Regions from separate parts of the Homo sapiens genome. Here region 2 is linked to region 1. The links are chromatin loops, found by intact Hi-C in ENCODE. Cell type or tissue: CD4-positive, alpha-beta T cell. All regions are shown on one strand. Links, peaks and the distances in the headings refer to the core of each region. The heading gives the core; the rest is flanking DNA. Region 1 holds the start of GLI1 (GLI family zinc finger 1). Region 2 holds the start of DCTN2 (dynactin subunit 2).

Region 1 (2,901 bases), core at 190-2,689:
TGTGTTACAGTCTTTTTCAGTTTTAATTTCTAATGTGGTGAATTGATAGATGTAAATCATATGAACAAAAGCTCAATGATTTTTTTTTTTTTGAGACGGAGTCTCGCTCTGTCGCCCAGGCTGGAGTGCAGTGGCACAATCTCGGCTCACTGCAACCTCCACCTCCCAGGTTCAAGCGATTCTCCTGCCTCAGCCTCCTGAGTAGCTGGGACTACAGGCCTGCGCCACCATGCCCAGCTATTTTTTGTATTTTTAGTAGAGATGGGGTTTCACCATGTTGGCCAGGCTGGTCTCGGACTCCTGACTTGAGGTGATCCGCCTGCCTTGGCCTCCCAAAGTGCTGGGATTACAGGTCTGAGCCACTGTGCCTAACCTAATGACTTTTAAGAGTATAGAGGAAACCAAAAAGTTTGAGACTCACTGGTCTATAGAACTGGGTGGGGAGAAGAAAGTAAGGTGTTCTAAGAGAGCTCTTCTTGCTGGGCACCGGTGGTCCCAGCTACTTAGGAGGCTAAGGCCGGAAGACCGCTTAAACCCAGGAGTTCGAGGCTATGATCACACTTGTGAATAGCCTCTGCACTCCAGCCTGGGCAAATAGTGAGGCCCCGTCCCAAATAAAAATAAATAAATACATAAATACATAAATAGCTCCTCTGGAAGAAGGGGCTCGAGGCTGGGACAGGAGCATGTGTGGGGTGCCTTTTTTTCAGTGCCCATTAGTCTGGTCTGACTGAGCTGGGTCTCTGACCCTCTGGGGATAACTAGCCTGGGTCAAAGTCCCAGATCTCCCCCTACCTTCACCTTTTCTTTTCCCCCTTGACCCTCAGACTGAACAGTTAACCCACTGACCTTCCACACCCAAGGGGGTGGTTCTTGGAAGCAGAGCTAGGATGTGGGAGGTCTGCCTGTGGGGTTGAAAAAAAGGGGAGAGGGTGCCCTTTTTCCTTGTCATGCTTCCTCCTCTTTCTCATAAAAATCAGAGACTGAAATGCTGCCCCTCCCTTATATCCGGTCACGATGGCAATGCAAATCTAAAGAGGCAGGGCACTTCCCTGTCAGGCAGTACCGCTGGGCATAGCAACCTCTGCCTCTCCGTTTCTCAGAGCTCACATATCCACCTCCTGGGCTTTTAAGTGGGCTTTAGTGAGGGGCTCCTCCTTCAACTGGGCTCCTCCTTCAGTTCCCCAGCTCTTCTGCTTCGACTCCGAGCGGGTGTCATGTGTGAGAACGGCCAGCAGAGGGAGCAGAAAGCCTGGAAGAGCAGCTAGAGCCTGCAGTGACGTGGTGCGGAGGGGCGGCACCCTCCAGAACTTCGAGACGTAGAGCCGGGGTTCTAGGGAAAGGGGCTTCAGTCCCAGGGCTCCTTGGTGACCTCGTGAACCACACCCTGCACCCAGAGCCTCAGCCGCTGCTCCTTGCTTTTATGCTCCATAGACTCCTCACCTTCTTCCAGAGCCCCCAACCCAACTTGATTTGCCCCAAACCGCAACTCTGTCCCGGCCGCTGCAAGTTCCATCCAAAGGGTGAGGCCTGCAGATAAACCACAGGATGGCAGAATGCTCAGTTAGCACCAACCAAAGGCGACTACCCTACCTCCACTATTATCGTTCTCGGTTGAACTTCTCCCCCTGCCCCGCAATATTTTCCTCAATCTGGTTGTCGGGGCCTCTTTGGGGCCAGCCGATCCAGAAATCCAAGCCGGGATTTAGTACTCACCAACAGCAGCGTGTTCAGCCGGGGCGGGGGGGGGGGCGTAAGCAGTATAGGGTCCCTCAAGGGAGGGGGAGGATCCTGGGGGTCCTGGGGGTGCAATAAGCCCGGCACCCCTTCTCTTGCTTCCAGCTACCCCGCCTCATCCTCCAGAACGGCAAGAGGGAGGGAAATAGAAGGGAGGTGAGGGGCGAGCGGGAAGAGCGGCGGCGCGCCAGCGGCTGGAGAGAGAAAAAGTTTTTGCAAAAGGGAAAAAAAAAGTTTGCGCTTCTCGCGGGTGGTCCGGGCTTGCGGCCCGGCGGGCTGGGCCGGCGGGAGGGCTGGGGGCCAGGTTGGGGGGGTGGGGGTGGCATCGAGGCTGCGCTGCCGTGGCCCTCTCCGCCCCCCCTCCCCACCGCACACCCCCCAGCCCAGACTCCAGCCCTGGACCGCGCATCCCGAGCCCAGCGCCCAGACAGAGGTGAGAAGGGGGGGCAGGCGGGGGACCACCTGGGAGCAGTGGGGGAGGGGGCCTGAGGGGATGCTCAGCTTCTTAGGGACTCATCCCAGACCCGGGACATAGAGGCAAAATAGGGGTGGGAGAGCCTGGGGTGAGACATTAGAAACTCCAGATTTTTCACTTGTGTCTTTCTCTGTATCTTCTTTTTCTTCCCTTTTTTTCTTCTGTCAGTCTGTGTATCTCTGTCTCAGGGAACCGTGGGTCTTTGTCTCCGCCTCTCCCATATATTAGAAATATCTTACTTTCATGCGGTTAAGTTTAAGAGGCTGGAGGGATGGCTAGCTGGAGGTCTGCGTTGTAGAGAGGTAACCCCAGGTGTGTGTCTGCGCGTGGGGTAGGAAGATGTCAGTGTTTCTGAAAGGTGGGGACTGCAAAGGAGGGAGCTCCAGGTGGGGTGGGGACGGGTGTGTGGGAGGCAACAGAGCCACTAGGGGCCAGCCAGGCTTGAACCTTTGACCTGTCTTGTGACAGATGTGCCAGTGGATGCTTGTGCTTTAGGGGAAAGGAGTGTCTTCTGGACTTGGAAGGGGGCTGGGGCGGGGGGGGGCTGTCCAAGGTCTAGTGAAGGCCCTAGAATGACCCCATGCAATTTGGACTCCTGAGTCCCAAGGGCTGTGGGCAAGGAGCTCAGGAGGAGCCGGGGAGACCTTGTCTTGACCCTCTGACCTCAGGACCACCGGGGCAGCGGGAGC
Region 2 (2,901 bases), core at 118-2,617, 88 kb after region 1:
TTGAATAAGCTAACAGAGAAGGCGGGGTGTGATGTCAGGGTTCTGTCCTTTCTCCTCCACCTGCCCCGTGAGTCAACAGTATGTCAGTTCCCATGTCTCAAGGGGTAGGGATGACAGCGGAAACAATTGGGACCTGACAGTAAACGGTGAGTGTAAGTGATAGCAACGATGTTACCCTAAATCTAGAGGCGGGCAGGTCCTTGGCAATCACTATTGCCAAAGAAGGTGAAGGCTATCCTCCAATTAGGCCCCGTACACCACCACCCTGGCACAAGGATTGAGAGTGACTCAGGACCTTAGTACTCAAGGTCCTGTGTCCCAACCCTCACCTTGAGAAGCAGGCAGGGCAGCACAAAAGGAAGGTACACGCCAGGATTGTCATGGGAGTGGGGGCTGGGGGAGGGCATAGGTTCCCTCAAGGATAGAGCTCCCCATCTGGCACAAGAGGGTTCTGCCAGATGGCAGAACCTCTTCCTTGGCAGGATGAAGGCCATCGTTAAGTGGTCTGGTGTGTGTGTCTGGGGTAGCGATGGGGTCTTATGGAGAGATTTGGGGGGGACATGGGAGGCGTTGACACGGATGGTGGAAAAACTCAGGCACAAGAGGTCAGTACCCGGAGTCGATTTCTGGGCCGAGCTACCGGCGACTGCCGGAAAGGGGGCCTGGTGCGCCGTCCGGCGGCCCGGCCCAGTCGGGTCAGAAGAGTTCGGGGGGTGCTGAGGCCGATCGGAGAACGAGCGGCGGGAGCCCTTGGGCGGAGGATGGGCTGCAGGCGGGAGGGGTCGCGGGCTGGTTTCTGCTGGGGGTCCTTGGGAGGTCGGGGGCGCGGTCCTGGGGAGCCGGGGCCGGTCCTGTACTCACAATGCCGGGAAGGTCGGCGTATTTAGGGTCCGCCATGGCGGCGGCGAGACGGGCTGGGGGACCCGGGCCTCGGTGGAGCCGGGGCCGGTGTTCGGGTAGGGGAGAGGCTGGGTTCGGGTCCCGGGCTAAGGCGGCGGCAAAGGGAGCGGCAGATGAGCAGGAAGTCTCGCGACAGCAGTAGCACAGCAGAAGGGTAAAGCAAAAGTCGCGAGAACAGCCCTGCTGCCACACCCCTGGAGAGGCCGGGATTGGGGAGAACGAGGCCAGGGAATGAGGTAATGGCCAGGGGACGCCGCCTAGGATTGTGGGATGTGTAGTTTTGGTGTACTGGAGCTTGGGCGGGGAGCGACAATAACGAACCTTGGGGAGCTATTTCATACAGCCTTTTCTCTCACTTTTACAGCAAGTCAGTGAAAGAACATTTATAATTCCTGTTTGGGGCTCCCAGGAATAAAATGACTAGATTAAATGATACAGGTAGTCATACTGTGACACAGCCGGGGTTTCAAAAACAAGAAGTTTGCTTGATACTGTGTATTATAAAAACAAAATAAAAACAAGAAGTAAAATTTAGTAAACGCGTAGTGTATGTTAGGAATGAAAAAGTTAGGCAATCTTCTCAAGTAAGGGCTTTCAGATAATTTGAATTTCAGATAATAAGTAGGTGTGTGTGTGTGGTGTGTGGTGTGTGGGTATACTAACCCCCCAAAAATTAAGTATCTGAAATTCACATTTAACTGGGCATCCTGTTTTTGTTTTTTGTTTTTCAAATCTGGCAATTCTATCTGAAGTTCATAAGTAGGTAAGTGGTGTCTCCATGTCTGTCTGAACACTCTCTGGGCTCTTAACTACTTCGTTAATAGTTCTCAGACTTTTATTTATTTTTCAATTTTTTCAATTTTGTGGGTACACAGTAGGTGTATGTATTTATGGGACACATGAGATATTTTGATACAGGCATGCAATGTGAAATAAGCACATCATGGAGAAGAGGGTATCCATCCTCTCAAGCATTTATCCTTTAAGTTACAAATAATCCAATTACTCTTTAAGTTATTTTAAAATGTACAGTTGAGTTATTCTTGACTATAGTCACCCTATTGTGCCATCAAATAGTAGGTCTTATTATACTTTCTAATTTTTTGTACCTATTCACCAACCTTACCTTCCGTTCTCAGACTTTTAAATTTCATCGTTCAATAAAATTAAAACAACTACAAACCTTGAAGATTTGCCTTTTTATTTTATCAAGTAAGTATATTACAAATAGAAAACCTATTATTTACTGTCACCATCATTACTTGGTAGAAAAGCAAGAAGGACACACTCAGAATAAAAGATAGTCCTTTGAAACTTATCAAATCCATCTTTATATTAAAAAAAAACTCACCATTGTTCTTTTGGAGGTGAGGGCATACTCAGTGAACTTTTGTCTCTGACCAGTGACCCTCCATGGACTGGCATTTTGAAACCCCTTTACTAAAGATGCCACCTTGGAGCCCCTGGGGACCCAAGGATGGGATGTTTCCCAGGATGTTTCCTGAGCTTGCAGGATGCTGCAACACTTAGAAATTGTGCCAAACCAAGTGACTAGAGAGTTCCTGAGTTCGGAACTCGTTGTCTTTCTTTCTCCTGGCTCCTCCCCAAGCCTCTATCCCTTTCTCCATAGTCCTACAGCTTTCCTGTCCCATTCCTTATGTTGGACTCTTTTCTTTCAGTTCCCTTAAGATTCAAGGTAGGTTAGAGGTGTAGCCCCAATGTGGGAAACCCCCTGAGTTCTGAATAGTTAGGTCTTGTCTGGCCAGGCTATCAGCCTCTTACTTTTGTCCCATAGTGTCTTAAGTGACCTTAACCACTCACCAGACAGTTGCTGAGCAGAACTTTCCTTTCCTCCTCCTTCTCCCATCCACCCTGCCCTTCCTCTTTGCCTAGAACCTCAACTCCTGCAGTCCAACTCTCTGTTGGCCAGCAGAGGCCTGTGACATGGAGAAAAATCAATTTGGCCAGCTTCTTGGTGGTTCTTTCCAGGGGCTGCAGCAG

Evidence for each region. Peaks named below come from ENCODE experiments on the same cell type or tissue, not always from the same donor. Only the 100,000 strongest peaks of a DNase experiment are listed, where the experiment ranks them.
Region 2: it touches region 1 in a loop (4-fold over the local background); 7 of 110 quality-filtered maps call a loop at or near these places.

The regions. Positions count from the first base shown.
Region 1 is chr12:57,458,032-57,460,932 of GRCh38, forward strand. GLI1 (GLI family zinc finger 1) reads left to right here and starts at 1,754. Exons shown (of 12, transcript NM_005269.3): 1 at 1,754-2,170. LOC124902947 (a long non-coding RNA gene) reads right to left here. Exons shown (of 2, transcript XR_007063335.1): 2 at 1-1,530. RefSeq lists enhancers at 1,343-1,422, 1,433-1,482. In CD4-positive, alpha-beta T cell, for the core only: CTCF peaks have their summits at 1,197 (motif pointing right) and 1,397; DNase peaks (open chromatin) are centred at 1,240, 1,690, 2,160 and 2,520; H3K4me3 peaks cover 1,985 bases; H3K27ac peaks cover 1,269 bases.
Region 2 is chr12:57,546,167-57,549,067 of GRCh38, forward strand. It overlaps DCTN2 (dynactin subunit 2), which reads right to left and starts at 1,026. Exons shown (of 14, transcript NM_001261413.2): 1 at 862-1,026. The coding sequence starts at 897. RefSeq lists an enhancer at 1,155-1,294. In CD4-positive, alpha-beta T cell, for the core only: no CTCF peak of the experiment used is centred there; DNase peaks (open chromatin) are centred at 465 and 1,095; H3K4me3 peaks cover 1,447 bases; H3K27ac peaks cover 1,030 bases.